2 separate regions of the Homo sapiens genome follow, and region 2 is linked to region 1. A link is a loop called in an ENCODE intact Hi-C map of the cell type or tissue named here. Cell type or tissue: PC-9. All regions are shown on one strand. Links, peaks and the distances in the headings refer to the core of each region. The heading gives the core; the rest is flanking DNA. Region 1 overlaps CLEC16A (C-type lectin domain containing 16A). Region 2 overlaps CLEC16A (C-type lectin domain containing 16A).

The links. Peaks named below come from ENCODE experiments on the same cell type or tissue, not always from the same donor. Only the 100,000 strongest peaks of a DNase experiment are listed, where the experiment ranks them.
Region 2: it touches region 1 in a loop (2.8-fold over the local background); 5 of 110 quality-filtered maps call a loop at or near these places.

Annotation. Positions count from the first base shown.
Region 1 is chr16:11,090,396-11,098,723 of GRCh38, reverse strand. The region is part of intron 19 of CLEC16A (C-type lectin domain containing 16A); the gene reads right to left. Among named protein-coding and RNA genes, the nearest start is that of CLEC16A, 150 kb to the right of the region's middle. RefSeq lists enhancers at 3,802-3,851, 7,223-7,312. In PC-9, for the core only: no CTCF peak of the experiment used is centred there; a DNase peak (open chromatin) is centred at 4,443; H3K27ac peaks cover 1,444 bases.
Region 2 is chr16:11,035,508-11,043,835 of GRCh38, reverse strand. CLEC16A (C-type lectin domain containing 16A) reads right to left here. Exons shown (of 24, transcript NM_015226.3): 14 at 3,960-4,082; 15 at 1,473-1,582. Among named protein-coding and RNA genes, the nearest start is that of CLEC16A, 95 kb to the right of the region's middle. In PC-9, for the core only: no CTCF peak of the experiment used is centred there; a DNase peak (open chromatin) is centred at 4,845; H3K27ac peaks cover 2,154 bases.

The DNA.
Region 1 (8,328 bases), core at 71-8,070:
ACAGCGTCTTGGGAGAGATCCAGGGTTCCTCGAAGGGAGGCCCATTGGCAGCCTGGGGCACCCGGTACTGGGACAAAGTGCAGATTTTAGGACTCCAGCCCCACCAGGCTGGTTCTCAGGGTGCAGGGCCCTGGAGGGTCTATGGACAAGTGGTTTGGAGACTTGTCAGATCCCAAATACCATTATGGATGGCCACACTAACGCCCTCACGCTCAGCTCTTAGGAAGCCACAGCTGGGACCCCACGTCTCCTTACTGAAGAGGCTGACAGTTCTTGAAGGTGGAGGGGACTCAGCAGCAACACTAAACAGGCTGGGATGCAAATACCTGGTAGCAGTTTAGAAGAAAAGGCTACCTGCCACTTGGTCCCCTGTCCCTTTCTGCATCCTCGGCGTGCACAGGCACGCATTCTCAGTACACAGGCTCACATGGCCGTTCCTTGGAGATGGGGCTGAGCAGGATCTGACTTCTGTGTCTCCATCTTCTGGCTTTTCTGTTGAGGGGTGGGCACTGAGAACTCATTGTTTGCCACCATGCTAGTGCGTGCTGCAGAGGCCTCGGTTAATCCCTAGAGCGGTGGCTCCCAAACTCTACTGCATGTAGGATCACCTGGGATCACTGAAAACAGATGCTGGCTCCTGCCCCCAGACAGTCTGATTTAATTGGTGTGGGGTGTGACCTGGGCACCGGGCGCCTTAAAGCTCTCCAAGTGATTCTACCACACAGCCAAGTCTACATACCACTTGGCCTTGTGGCATCACTTGTGGGAGGCAGACCTCCCTACACCTGTCGCCCGTGGGCCAGCTGAGGAGACAAACCTGCCCAAGGTCATACCCTGAGCCAACACTGAAGTTGGTGGAGTCTGATCATAGGTTTGTGCTCCTGCTATTATAATGCAAGGAACTCACAGCCCATGGATAATTGAAAAACAAAGCAAAGCACAAAATCCTTTTCCTCATCACACTCTCAGACACTGGGGCAAGACGTTTCAGGCCATTCATAAAACAGACGTAAACCAATGGGGCCAAAAAGCTGCTGGATTTTTCACACACAGGGAAAGCTCACTGAAAAAACACCAGTAAATACGGAGGCTGTAATGCAACCCCAGGACTGATGGATTGCTCATAACATCCCCGGGAGTTAATTAGAACAGCCCTGAACTCAGTTCTGTGTCGGTGCTCCTTGCCATTAATGATTCAGGTAAAGAAGGAAGTAAAATAATAGGGCAGGGAAGGAAATTAATTGAACTAAGCTTTTTAAAAATATTTCTGATGCATCAAATTCTAATGAAAGATTAACACACACAATGGAAATATTAAAAGGCACTTACAGAGGCCCCCAAAACACAGAGAAAGAAACCTGTCAAGGGCGAGGGAGCTGATTAAATCTTTCAGATAAGAAAATTGGTAAGGGATGTGAGGCATTTACTCACAGTTGTGAATTTTCATCAGGAAAACAGCCCCTGGTTACTCACCCAGCTGCTCACACTGGGACAGCCTTCCTGGAGGGCAACTTGGCAATTGGCAAAGAAGTCTTTCAGCTGGGCATGTCCTTTAACCTGTTCTAGAATTTTAGGTTACCGCCGTTCTCATGGTTGGGTGTAGAGATTCAGCTACAGGGAAGTTCAAACTTGGGGTGGGGAGGACTTAAAAAGGGAAAAATTCACAGATACTGGGAAACTAAATCTTGGCAGGCCCTCATGGTGGCATGTTATACAGTCAGTTTTTTAAAAATGCTGTTAAAATGGTGGTTCCTAAACTTTAGTCATTTCCTGACCATCCTAAGGATTTTTTCCTAGTTGTACCACCTGTACCGTTTATGTGATGTTTTCTTTAGATTATGTCCCTCCCTTTGTATTGAAATTTATAAGGAAAATTTCATTTACATCAACGCAAAATCAGCATCATCTTTCATAGAAGACATGATTACGTACATGGACAAAATATTCCTACATTTGCCAACCAAGAATTGCCTCAGGCACCACCTCTGGAAAAGTCTTGATGAGACACACAGCTTGGTGATGCAGGGACAAGGCACCCCCATAAGGCCTGGAGTGAAAAATTAAGGTTATCGAACAGCGTGCACAGGGTGACCTCATTTTTGTAAAATGAACTCATGTGGTTATCTTTGGGGTATGGTATGGTTACAAGTGTTTTTTAAATGCTTGTTTCTCTTAATTTTCTACAGTGAATAGATAATACTTTTATAATCAGGAAATAAATTTAGAAAACTTTCAATGGTCTGTATTCCTCCCGTGGGTCTCTGTGTGCTTCTTGGGACACAGGTCTGGAAGAAAACATACCCACTGTGACTGTGGTTATCCAGGGAAGTGGGATGAGGAGGGTGGACATTACTTAGTTTTTATTTTATTTTACTTTTTGAGACAGGGTCTCACTCTGTCACCCAGGATGGAGTGCGGTGATGCCATCACAGCTCACTATAGGCTTGACTTCCCGGACTCAAATGATCCTCCCACCTCAGCCTCCTGAGCAGCTGGGACTATAGATGAATACCACAACACCCAGCTACATAAAATTTTTTTTTTTTAGAGATGGGGTCTTGCTATGTTGCCCAGTCTGGTCTCCAACTCCTGGGCTCAAGTGATCCCCCACAACCCTCGCCTCAGCCTCCCAAAGTAACTGGGATTACATGCGTGAGCCATGGTATCTGGCCTTAGTTTTGTTTTCTTACAAAGACAAGGTATTTGCACAGTATTTGTGTAATTAAAAGGTAATGGCTGGGTGTGATGGTGTGCACCTGCAGTCCTAGCTACTTGGGAGGCTGAAGTGGGAAGACTGCTTGAACCCAGGAGTTTGAGTCCATTAACTTCCAAAGTGAAGGTCTCCTTTGGTGCCAATCTTACGCTACAGCTACGCTTCTAGCTCCCTTTTTTTTTTTTTTTTTTTTCTTTTTGAGACAGAGTTTTGCTATGTCACCCAGGGTGGAGTGCAGCGGTACGATCTCGGCTCATAGCAACCTCTGCCTCCTGGGTTCAAGTGATTCTCTTGCCTCAGGCTCCCAGGTAGCTGGGATTACAGGAGCCTGCCACCACGCCCAGCTAATTTTTGTATTTTTAGTAGAGATGGGGTTTTACCATGTTGGCCAGGCTGGTTTCGAACTCCTGATCTCAGGTGATCTGCCTGCCTCGGCCTCCCAAAGTGTTGGGATTACAGGCGTGAGCCATCGTGCCCGGCTGTAGCTCCTGTCTTACTCAACTGTCCAGAGCACTGTGGCAAACCCTCAGCTATGCTGACTGCCTGGACTCTGTTCCTGGAGTGGTCATTCCCAACACACAGACCAGAGCTGGCCCGTGGAGAGAATGTCAGGACTGATCAAGGTGAAAATGGGGAGGTGGGGGGAGCCCTGCACCCAGAGTCAGAACATGATGTGCCAGGCTGCTATGAGGGCCTTTCCAGCCGTGACCCCTGCACAGCCTTTTTTCTTTTTCATCTTCTCTTTCCTTTCTTTCTTCTCTCTGGTTCTTGCTCTAAAAGCACGACCTAGAAAAGGCAGGCTTTCCACGTTCCATAACATTACCGCCCACTTTTTCCTGCTATTTACATCAAAGATCCCAAGCTCACACATTTGAAACAGAATGTCATTTAAAAGACTACCCACTTAAAAAAAAAAAGAAAAAAAAAGATTAGCAACTGTTCAAATAAGAAACAAGTCATGGAAAATGTGACTTTCATTCTAGTTCTGCTTGATCACACCTGCTAAGAAGAAAGTAGAAACTTCAAACGCATCACAGGTACTGAGGGAGCCCAGAGCTGCAAAAGGTTAAGTGCTTTATCGGGGATCATCCAGTAGTAGGAAACTTTTTCCATTATGTGCTTAAAGGCCCACAGCCCCTTTAAATAGCCCCCTGCTACCTCATAATAACGATAACTTGATTCATTCTACAGGCTTTATTGATTTAAATGTGATTCACGTAAAATTCATGGCAACCATGCAAACCTAATTTTTCACATTTGAGCTACATTAGAAACTACACGGCAGAGGCAGGAGGGAAATGAGAGAAGGCATATTCGGGCAGTGGGGCCAAGGCAGGCATGCAGGGCCCCACAGGAAAAAAGGGAGAGATTTTTCTAAAGAACTCAGATGCAAAAAGAGACACACAAGGTCAGTTCTTAAGAAAGGAGCTTGCCTGATGTGGCCTGGAAAAAGTTGTAGGGGGGGAGGTGGTGCCTGTAAATGCTTCAAACTTCAGAGGCAAGGCCTTGTGTGGCTCTCAGCTGCCCCTCCTCTGAGCAGCTGGAGCCAAGAGGGCCCGTTAAGCCACAAGAGCACTTCTGCCTCCTCCCACAAACCTCACATCTGTAGATGAAGCCGGCTCTGGCTTCCAGAAGGTTTACTGCAATCACACCTTAGGGCTGGAAACTTATCAGGCTCGGCCTGCCCAGGACAGGCGCAGAGCTTCTGAGTCAAGCCTCTGGAACCCCTGACTCATGTTACCCTTCAGTTTCCCCTTTGAGCCCCTGGAGCCTTCATCTTTGGTCACCTGAAGGTGACACAGCAAGGTGGTTCATTAGGACAGCCACAGGCTGGGAAGGGGCCCTGTACAAAAGAGGAAGTACTCTGGAGGAAAGGTTGAGACCAGGGCATGATTTAGAGGAATGGGGTCAGTCCTGCTTCCTAATGCCACAGTTACAAAAGAAGGCAGAAATTAACCACCATGGCTTCTACAAGCACATGATAGGACCTGCCTGTCGTCCAAAGACCCTCGTCACCCCTCCACCCCAACAGGCTAGGAAGCCTGTGGGTCCTCCCTTCTAACCAAGCCTGCCCCATCCCTGAACGCACCGTGGCTTGGGTCACTGTCCTCTCACCTGGGGTGAATGAGAGAGGCATGTTTCACCAGCTGCCGCCTCCATTCTTGCTACCTCATCCCTGCTAACTGTGCCATGGAAGTGGGCTTCCTGGAGCTGCTCCCAGCCCACTTTCCTGTCCTTCAGCAGGGCCCCTTCTCTGCACTGCCACACCCTCATATCCTGGCTCGCCTTCTACCTCCTCTTGCTCAGTCTTGTACACGCCCTGCCCTCTTCCACCTGTGCTGTGCCCAGGGTGCATCTGCCCACCCTCGGCGCCTGGCTGATATTTACTTCTTCAAAAATACGCCCACTTTGCTTTAAGACAGATTCATTTGGTGACTCCTCAGTGCCAGGCGGTATAGATATGAAGAGAAAGGTGACCAGTCACTGCCCACCTTCCAACCCTTGAGTCCGGGCAGAATCACTGAAGTGTCCAGCAGGGCATGCTCCCGGCCTGTACACTGGAAGCCTGTTTGTTCCTTTGCCTGAGTGCCACAGGAAGTGTCAGCTAGGGTTTAGGAGGCCTTGAAGCACTTTTTGAGTCCTAGACTCATACTCACTGGGACGAGTATGGCCACGGTAACCGCACTGGCTGAGGAAAAGTGGCTTTGTTCTCCAAATGTCCCAACTCCAGGGCCCAGGCTCACTGTGAGGGATGGCAGGGAAGGGCCACTCCAGTGAAGCCTACTGCCCTTCTCTCTCTCACTCTGCTGTGCTGAGCAGGTCTAGCTGAATTCATAAGAGATGAGGGTGCACACCATGTGATGCCCCAAAAGCACCATGAGAAGGGGGTGCAAAGGCTGTAGGAGCCAGCAGGGAAGTGGAGGTGGTGGGGGGTACAGGAGGAGGAGATCCCTGAGATGGGTCTGGACAGATTGCCCAGGTAAGGATGCTCCTCATCCCAGCTCCTCCCTGCTCCATGGGGGCCTCGACACTGGGGTAGGGGGAGCTTCCTGCCTCCTGGCCTGTCTCCCACTAGACTGGGGACAGTCATGATGATGAGGATAACGACAGTCACCATGCATTGGGGATTCTATTATGGATCAAACGCTTGTTAGTATATTTAATTGTCACGACCACCGTGTTTTATAGAAGAGGAAACCGAGGCCCACAGAGTTTCAGAAGCTCGGCCGAAGTCATACAGCTCATAGACGACAGACCCAGTCCTCAAACCCTGATAGATTCTGACTCCAGAGCACCTACTCTCACCATTGTGCCACGAACAAAAGGAAGGAAGGAACCAAAAGTTTTGGGGACAGGAACTGAAATCAGTTATGTTCAAATCTGTATTTGCAAAAACGTTCAAGGAAATGCTGGAAATGCCTGCAAGCCAGGGATTGGTTTAAGCATGGGCTTTTTTGTGTTTGTGTGTGTTTTTGTTTTTGAGACAGAGCCAGGCTGGAGTGCAGTGGTATGATCTTGGCTCACGGGAACCTCCCGGGAGGCTGTGATCCTCCCGCCTCAGCCTCCCAAGTAGCTGGGACTACAGGCTCCCACCACCACACCTGGCATGTGTGTGTGTGTGTGTGTGTGTGTGTGTGTGTGTGTGTGTTTGTTTTTGTTTGTTTTTTGAGACAGGTCTTACTCTATCGCCCAGACTGGAGTGCAGTGGTGTGATCTTGGCTCACTTCAGTCTTGACCTGCTGGGCTCAAGCGATCCTCCCACCTCAGCTTCCCAAGCAGCTTGGACTACAGGTGCATACCACCACACGTGGCTAGTTTTTCGTTTTTGTAGAGATGGAGTTTTGCCATGTTGCCCAGGCTGGTCTCGAACTCCTGACCTCAAGTGATCTGTCCACCTGCCTCCCAAAGTGCTGGATAAATTACAGGCGTGAGCCACTGTGCTTGGCCTAAGTGTGTTTTTAAGGAGCTTGTTTTCTGTCGATAATGGAGGGCTTCTGCACACTGAGTCCAAGCAGACCCTACAGTGAGAGAGGGCAGCCGACGGGGAAGCCTTCTGAGGAAGCAAACCCATGGCAGTCCCAGGGTGTCAGAACACCCCTGCTGAGTACCTGTTACTTAAGCACACCTTTCCTGCAAAGAAAAGTGGGGTAACTTACGAGGGGGAGCTCAGGCATCAAGTTCAGCTACCCGTGGGTTACCAGAAAGCCTAGCAGATCATCTGCAGCCTGAGTCATGGAACTTGAGCTTACACCTATCAGAGGCCTGCTGTGTTTCAGGCATCGTGCTCAAAGCTTTCCTGACAATTTTCCTCATTTTTCAGATGAAGGAAACCTGAGGCTCAGGTTAAGCCATGTGCTGAGGTCACCTGGTTGGCAAGCAGCAGAGGTAGCTTGAATGCTGGCGGTCAGACTCTGCGGAGTACCCATTTACCCACTAACTCTACCCATCTCCGAGCCAGCGCCCTTCCCTGTGCAGTGCCAGCCCCTCAGGACAGCCCTGCAGAGGTGGGGGAGGCCTGAGACTCAGTAGGTGCAGAAGGCTGCCAGGGCACACAGCCCCACCCGCCCTACGAGGTGAATCACAGCCTTCAGAGCATGCTCTTGCCTCTACCTGCTGCCTCTCAGGCGCCACTGGGGCCAGACCCGGGGGCATCCACCACAAAGTAAGGCTTCTTCATCAAGTGGCCGATACTGAATAGGCCTGTGAGCTTTTACTGAAAGCCACACACAACTTCCCTTTTACCCTTTGAAATAAGTGATATCATTTTCAACACCAGTTATCCATCTCCTGTGTCTTTTAATAGAAGCAGCTCATGGTGTGAGTTGGGGGAGATATAAACACAGGAGGGAAAACTGCTTACCTCACGTCTTTATGGAGAAAGGAGATTAGGCGCTTTAAAGGCAAAATCCTGGCTAGGCTTGGTGGCTCACGCCTGTAATCCCAACACCTTGGGAGGCCAAGGTGGGCGGGGTGCTTGAGCCCAGAAGTTTAAGACTAGCCTGGGCAACGTAGTGAGACCTCATCTCAAAAAATTAAAATAGGCTGGGCACCGTGGCTCATGCCTGTAATCCCAGCACTTTGGGAGGCTGAGGTGGGTGGATTACTTGAGGTCAGGAGTTCAAGACGAGCCTGGCCAACAAGGCAAGAAACCCTCTCTCTACTAAAAATACCAAAAAAAAAAAAAAAAAAAAAAAAAAATTAGCTGGGTATGGTAGCGCATGCCTGTAATCCCAGCTACTTGGGAGGCTGAGGCAGGAGAATCACTTGAACCAGGGAGGGAGAGGTTGCAGTGAGCCAAGATCACACCACTGCACTCCAGCCTGAACAACAGAGCGAGACTCTCTCTCAAAAACTAACTAAATAAAATAAAATAGAAACAAAAATCCAGAGAGCCTCCTAAAACACTGGACTGTAGATTCTCTGGACCTCCAGGCAGGATGTTAGGTAAGCGGGGAGTTGCGGAGAAATGTAATAGGAAAGTGGTCCACTGTGAAGGCTTCACACACAGGCTCCCCGGCAATGCTGCAGACAGCCATCAACATCACTCCGCTGCCTGAGGACATCTGGTATGGAAGAACTCCAGCTGGGTTGTCCATGGTCCCTTTCCTGACAAT
Region 2 (8,328 bases), core at 137-8,136, 55 kb after region 1:
TGGAGTGCAGTGGTGTGATCTTGGCTCAGTGCAACCTCCGCCTCCCAGGTTCAAGTGATTCTCCTGTCTCAACCTCCCGAGTAGCTGGTATTACAGGCACCCATCACCATGCCTGGCTAATTTTTGTATTTTTAGTAGAGATGGGGCTTCACCATGTTGGCCAGGCTGGTCTCGAACTCCTGACCTCAGGTGATCTGCCCGCCTCGGCCTCCCAAAGTGCTGGGATTACAGGCACGAGCCACCATGCCTGGCCTATAAAATAGTTCTTAATGAGAGAGAGAGGAAAGGAGACAGAGCTCAAAATGAAAATGGGGAAAGGATAGGTAATTCGATTGTAATGGCATGAGAAGCTGTTAATATACAGTTAATTGGGGGAAAATGGGTTATAAAATATGGCCATCATGACTCCTTTTTTATTTTACTTTTCCAAGACAGTCTCAATCTGTGGCCCAGGCTGGAGTGCGGTGGTACAATCATAGCTCACTGCAGTCTCAAACTCCTGGGTTCAGGCAATCTTCCAGCCTCAGCCTTCTGAGTAGCTGGGGTTACAGGCATGTCCTGGCTAATCTTTTTTGTTTTTTTAGAGATAGGGTCTCACTATGTTGTCCAGACTAGTCTCAACTTCTTGGCCTCAAGTGATCCTCTCACCTCAGCTTTCCAAAATGTTGGAATTACATGCATGAGCCACTGCACTTGGCCCAACTACATTTGTATAAGACAAAAAATTCATTTGTAAGCATGTGTGTGTGTGTGTGTATATATATACACAAACATATATACACACTTATAAATGAATTTTCATTTACATATGTAAATAGATGTTTCATTTACATATATTCACATGTACATATTTACATATTACATATGTAAATATACGTAGTGTATAATATTTACATATTGTATATGTAAATATACTTCTTTATATATATAATTATTTGCTTATAATACTTAAATATATTATTTACATATATAATATGTGTGTGTGTGTGCACAGACACAGACAAAATGTCAACTATAGTTGTTACTTTTACCTTTCTACTTCCTAAATTTTCTAAAATAAACATAGAAAATAAGAGGTACCATAAAAGCCACTGAAAATTTAACATATATTTTAAACACAAAAACCATAATCAATGTGTGTATGTGTGTTGATGTGTTTGTATGTGCAAAAAAACTTTTGTAATACCAAAGAAAAAATTCAGAAATCCTGAGGACAAATACAGAATCAAATAATTGCAACAGAAACTACTAAAACTCAATTAAGTGGACTCTTCAGCGAGTCTCGGCTGAAAGGAAGTCCCTGCTGAATAAGTAGGTTGGAGTGGGGTCTCAAGAGAGCAGCCCCTGCTGCTTCTAGCTGGTGACCGATGACACCACGGGCCAGGGCTCCTATCTGGATGCCAGCAGCTTCCCTCCTGTCCTCCTGTCCCTCTCCCTTGGCCCACAGGAAGGAGGAGCGGAGAGGGCGTTACCTCCAGGCAGGCCAGGTGCACGTCCTTCATGATGCAGCCAGCACTCATCAGGACTTGCTGCTTCAGAAGCAGGCAGCTCAGCTCCAGCGTCGCCAGCCGGATCTTCCCATCTGCAGAGCACACCAGGGTAAGCCTTGCACACCCAGGGTGGGGCGCCCTTAAACCCAAGACTGCTGCCTATCCACGTTGAGGCTAGCAGGTCACATGATAGACCAACTGCTCATGGCTCCCAACATCCAGTGGGGACACAGTGGGAACCCCCCATGCCCAAACCATTCCCCATCAGTTAGAATTCAATGTTCTCCATCAAAACTACCTATACCAAATACTTCCCTGAAGTCCCTTTACTGACAGGGTGCAGGAAAAAGAGGGTGACTAAACACTGTTGAGGCCTGGAAAGTGGCCCTGCACCCCCACTTCCTTTAGAGAGCCGCCAGTCCCACTCTGGGTCATGTGATTTGGGTGGAGCTGATCCTCCTTCCCCGTTCCAGGGTTGGGCACATCACCTGGCCAGTTGGGGTGCTCCATATTCCCTTGGTCCCAGTGACTAGGTAAGAACCAGGCAAGGGAGCCAGTCAGAGCCAGTAAGGCTCAACCTCACAATCTGCTGGAACTGCTGGGTTAAGAGAAATTCTCCTTGTGCCGGGCTGAGCAGAGGACCGTGGTGACGCCCTGAGGGGCACAAGCATTATAATCTATATCGGCCACCTCCTCACCCTTGCCAGCATTTTTAATCTTAGTAAAGTATTCTACAAATATCACTTCGAGATCTCTCTTCCAACTAGACTGTTCAAATCTAAGTGTCTCCCGTAGAGTAAGTCTAGAGTCTCAGTGCAGAAAGGGCTAGCTGGAGGGGCTGGCATTTATCTCGTCAACCCAGAAGGTGGCAGAGGCCAAAGGTAGAAAAATACTGTTTGAGCCCCTGGATCCAGCTTTGCCTGAAGCTAGGCCTCAGCAGTCTTTATAAGCTAACACAGCTTTGTCTGCTTGTATTGTTTAAGCCAGAGTGAGTCGGGTTTCTGTCAAGACCAAGAGAGCTCTAACACAGCTTACTTACTATGCTATTACTTACTTACCACTGTGAACGAGGCACAGTGCCGAACACTTTATATAGGTCCTGAAGGAATCTCTATAAAAACCTATTGCAATGAGTGCTGGAAAGATTGAGGCTTAGAAAAGTGAAGTGACTTGTCCTAGGTCTCATAGCTGGGTAGTGGTAGACTGCAGGTGCTCAGAAAGCCAAAACCCGCATCTGGCATCTCTCCTAGAAGCATCTGTAACTGACTGACTGAAGGACAACTGCTCTTATGCAAACTCCTCTGTGGGTCTTTCAAGTTTATTTCTGGTGAAAGGTCCCACTGTGGAGAGGAGGAGGCCTTCAGGCTATGCCTCTAAGGCCTTGGAAACATCAGAGACCACGATAGGTCACTGGGAAAAAACTAAAGGCAGATACACCCCTCTGCCCACCTCCCTGCCAGTCCCTTTGTTAATGCATTGTAAGTCAGGTGAAAATAAGTGAGAAAAGGGGATCTGCCTAAAAAATGAAACAGCAGGCCAGGCGCAGTGGCCCAACCTTGTAATCCCAGCACTTTGGGAGGCCGAGGTGGGTGGATCATGAGGTCAGGAGTTCGAGACCAGTCTGGCCAACATAGTGAAACCCTGTCTCAACTAAAAATACAAAAAAATAGCTGGGTGTGGTAGTGTGCACCTGTAATCCCAGCTACTCAGAAGGCTGAGGCAGGAGAATCGCATGAACCTGGGAGGCGGAGGTTGCCGTGAGCAGAGATCACTCCATTACACTCCAGCCCAGGTGACAGTGCGAGACTCCATCTCAAAAAAAAAAAAAAAAGAAAAGAAAAAGCGCTATCACAAAAAATAGGTCTTCCCAAACATAATACAAGCCCCAGGGATGACCAAGGACTGGGTGGTCTCGGCTCCATCGGCTCTCCTGGCCCCACCCCACTCAGCCCCAGCACTAGCGTAACCTCTCTTCAGCTGCCCAGTCCAAGTGAGTTTTTCTCCAAGCGCATTCTCACTCCTACCTGTTTCCATACCTACCCACAACTGTTGCTGGTAACAAAACTCTGTCTCCTACGTCTACTGGCCCGTTAAACCTTCGAATGTTCTCCCCTCACTCCACTGTCAGCCTAGTTCTTTCTCATAATATTACCTTGGGCCACCCAGACATAGCGGGGTGGGGGCGAAAACATTGACAATCTCAGCAAAAGAAGGGCGGGGTGTGGAAGAAGAAAGATGGTTACCAAGTGGCAGGGGATGGGATGGCAAAAGGAGACCCAGAGCTAAGACACAGTCCCAGCAGGCAGGAGGGCTGGCCCAGGATGCAGGGGTTGAGAGGCAGAGGGAGAGGTTGGGATGGGCCCGGATTCTCAGAAGGCTCAGGCCTAGCACCCAGGGCTCAGGCTCCCAGTGGGGTCTGCTTCCTACAACTGCGTGGCCCTGTGGACAGACAACACCCCAAGTGGGCACCTGGCTGGGCAGCGTTGTTCATGATCCTGATGAGTCTTTCAGCTAGCGGGTGGTTGTAGGTGGTCTTCTCGGCCGCATTTGGCACGGGGAGCTGGATTCGCTCTAATTTTTCAGGATCCATGCCTGGAACAGAGGAGAAGGATGTAAGTGGAGGCCTCCTGACTACCTGACCTCCTCATACCGAAAGGTCCTGTAGAGTGGGGTTTCCTCAACTTCAGCCACATATGTTCCCTCTTGGTGATTTCTTTTCCTTTTTCTTTTCTTTTTTTTAGTTTTTAATAGAGACAGGATTTTGTCATGTTTCCCAGGCTGGACTTGAACTCCTGGGCTTCCCCAAGTGCTGGGCCTCCCAAATTGCTGGGATTACTGTTGTGAGCCACTGCGCCTGTCCCCTCTTGGCAACTGCTGTCATGACTGGTTGCTGTTGGTGCCATAACTTATCGCAGAGCTCTCCATAAACTGAACTTACATAAATGTATTAAAACATACATTTTCTATTTCTTATAAATAGGAAATCAGGATTGATGCAATAATTGCCAGTAATAATATTTTAAAAATCAAAAAATGTTTTTGCATGCTAGCCAATGACTTTTGACTGCCTACTCATGGTGGCCCAAGACCTGATCTTTGTTAAAAAGGGAGGTTGGCAGGTACTTAATAGTGTTGGAGAGAAGCTAGCCCCAAATGGTGGCATTCTCCTAGACACAGGGAAGGGAGTAGAAAAAGGGGACACCATCCCATAGCACAACTCACTGCCACTGTGTGCCAGGTCTGAGGGCCACCTGAGGCCACTCCCGTATTACGCACCTTCTACGCTTGAGGAAATCCAGGCCTAGAGAAAGAGAGACTAGACACGAAGGAAATACAGTCATCCCCAACAATTGTGCCCTCAAGCTTTTAATGACAAACTCAAAAGCTGAGCCCCACCCTCAACACATGTAGGAGGAATCAAGTTGTGAGCCAGGTGAGGCAGAGGCCACGCCTGCCCCTGAGGGTGACATTAGCAGAAAGACACTAAGCTAAGCCTTTCTTACAGAAAGGTGCACATATTAGGTTGGCACAAAAGTAATTGCAGTTTTTGCCATTAAAAGCAATTGGAACACCGCAATTACTTTTGTGCCAACCTAATACAATGACACCAATACAGCAGAGATCTATCATTAAGAGGCAAGGGAATCATTTTTCCTCCAGTGAAAATTCAACAATTCTTCCTGCCAAAACTAACAGCATTTGAAAGATAAAATATTAGATGGGGGTGGGGAAGGTAAGTGGGAAAGGAAAGAAGAACAGGCAAGTGTGTGACTTTGAGCCCTGTTGTCATTTCTCCTAAAGAAGCACACAGGACCTGCAGTGACAGAAGACCTGTTAGGGCTACTAGAACAGTTCCTGCCTGGAGTAAGAGGTCTTCAAACTCCTTATCTGCTCAACTGACGTGGCTCTTCAAAAATACACTTACAGAAACAAATATTTTGCTTGATCCAAGCTTGGAGAACTGAATGGATTATTTGCGCTTGTACCACGTCTTTTCCTGTTACTCTACAAAAGGGGGAAAGGTGGCACTTCTCGGAACTCTTAAAATACGGTCCCTTGAGTACCAGATGACGCTTCATTTAGAACCTTGACAAAATAGTGGAAGATAGCATTGAAGAGATGATTGTCTGGATTCTAAGTAACTCCTGCACATGCACATTGATGTAATAAGAAGTAACAATATATCTTGCTTTTCTGAATTCCTTCCAGCTCCCAGAAAGAGGCTAAGTCATACCAAGGAGATGACCTGGGTGAGGGACGGCCTAAAGACTTGAGTAGGGTAGTAGTCTCTCTCATGCCCCAAAACGCCCCACAAATGTGGGTTTCCTCAAAAAATTTCATTGCAGTGAAAATTTAATTTGTGGCTTCTGTATCCCATGTTAATGCTAAATGTGTAACTCTGAAGGATTCTGGCTTATTGAATGGCAAGAAGAATGTCAACTGAATCTTTCTGGCATTTGTTTTTTCCAGAGATGTTAACACTGTCCTAACATCTCTCTACTCGTTAATTTCTGGCCCTTTGAGAACTGCCAGTCAGTGGTTCTGGGGGTGGGGGTGGGGGTGGGGGTGGGGAATAAAAGCTCCTCTGTGTCCCAGGTGCATTGCCCAACTTTATAACCCATCAGCAGTCACTCCGCTTCAGAGAGGATAGCAGAAAGGGCCTGGCTGCTCGCTCCTTCTAGAATGGGGCAGTGGCCACAGAACCATGGAAAGAGGCAAACTAGGACCAGGCCTTGAATTTCCAGAGAGAGGTCCATTTTGTTTCTTTCCTATCATTGCCCCTCCGTCTCCTTAGAATTTGTGGACAGTGAGGAAATCTGGGGCAAGCTCTTTTCTTGACAGGAAGAAAAGCGTCCCAAGATGATCTCGACTTTTCTCAACTCTCCGTGAAGGGAAGGTCCCAGAGGATAGAAACACTTCTCTCTGTACCAGGTTCCAAGTCCAGCCTTTTCCTTTCATGAGGAAGTTAAGGCCCAGAGTTGTTATGTTGTTTCCCCAAGGTCACAGAGCAAGTCAGAGACACAGCTCAAACCACTTTCAGGTGATCCCGAAGGTGGGTGGGGTCCAAATGGGAAAGGGTGGCAGCACCCACACAGCCAGCCCACCAGGAGCACACAGGGGGCCCGTCCTCTTGGGCTGACAAAAGCCACCCCTCTGTGTCCCTGGGCTCACCCTCTCTTAGGGGGACAGCTGGGTACAGCAGGAATGAGAAGCCTAGCGGTGGGGTGCGGGAGGAACTTTGTTTTGATACTTTACCTCTTTGAACCTCAGTTTCCTCACCTGTGAAGTGGGAATAATTATGGTAACTACCCGCCCCACGACTGCTGTCAGGATCGAAAGAGAAAAAGCACTGTCACAGGCCAACAACTTTATCTCTCATTATTATGCACAAATGGGAATTTTTAGTTTGAGCACTGCTTAATGCATGGATGAGAATTTTTAGTTTGAGCATGACTTCATGTGTTTCCTTATCATTCGTGTTATAAAAGGAAAGTTAGGCCGGGCACGGTGGCTCATGTTTTTAATACCAGCACTTTGGGAGGCCAAGGTGGGCAGATCGCCTGAGGTCAGGAGTTTGAGATCAGCCTGGCCAATGTGGTGAAACCCCGTCTCTACTAAAAATACAAAAATTAGCTGGGTGTAGTGCACATGCCTGTAGTACCAGCTACTTGAGAGGCTCAGAAATGAGAATTGCTTGAACCCAGGAGGCGGAGGTTGCAGTGGGCTGAGACTGCGCCACTGCAGTCCAGCCTGGGTGACAGAGCGAGACTCTTGTCTCAAAAAAAAAAAAAAAAAAAAAAGGAAAATTAGAACAAAAGAACACAAGGATAAAACCTAACAAGAGCTAAATCAAGCTACAGACAGCCCAAAAGAGGCATGCTGAGCTGCTGGGGGCCCCTCTCAGGGGGCGAGCTGCTCAGGTTGGATCCTAAAGGATGAACAGGAGTTTGCCTTGAACTGGACAGGGAGGGCCAGGACTTGCCAAACCAAGGTGGGACTGCAGGGAGTGGAGCAGACCCAGAGAGGTCTGGGTGGGAGAGAGCCGGGGAGGGGGTGATGAGGTGGAGGATGGGGGAAGGGACAGGCAAGGCTTCGTGCCAGGATCCTGGAGGGTGATGCAGTGGAGGGGCCCAGGAGAGGCAGCTAGCGGGCCGTAACATAATCTGGTTGTGCCCTGGCTGACTGGGGTGGTTCCATTCCCCTGACTGTTCCAAGTGGTCTCCATGCTTCCGGCCCTTTACCCCAAACTGACCTGCTAGTGCCATGCAGTCCATGTGAGGTAGATTTTACCACCAGCCCTGGGAGGCAGAGAGCAGAGGTGATTCCACACAGCACACGGCAAAACTATATAACAGAAACCCCTCTGAACATCTCCCTTCTTTCCCCAAAGCTCCTTCTGGGCCAGGGGCCCCATTCTCTCTCCCAGCTCTTTTTCCCACCATGGCCTTTAAAATCCTCTCTTTGACTCCAACTATCCAGTGTTTTGAAGGAGGCCTTATCATTTACCAAAATACTCAGTCAAAACAAACAAACAACAACAAAATCACCAGTCTCTCTGGGGAAGGACAGAGTGTCTTTGGAAGGAAGGAGGAGAGGATTCTGCTAAGATGACAAGATTGCCTTCGCATGGTAAGCTCTGAAGAAATGGTGACCATCAGCCAGGCATATGACGTAGAATGCTTCATTTCATCCTCATGACATTCCATGAAGTGGCTAATAGTATTTCCATTTTATAGACGAGGAAGCTGAGGCTCAAAAAAGACATGAGCTTGCCTGGGGTCATGTGGAGAGTGGAAAGCCCAGCCCTGAATGCAGCCATGTGGCTCTTACCTCCCTC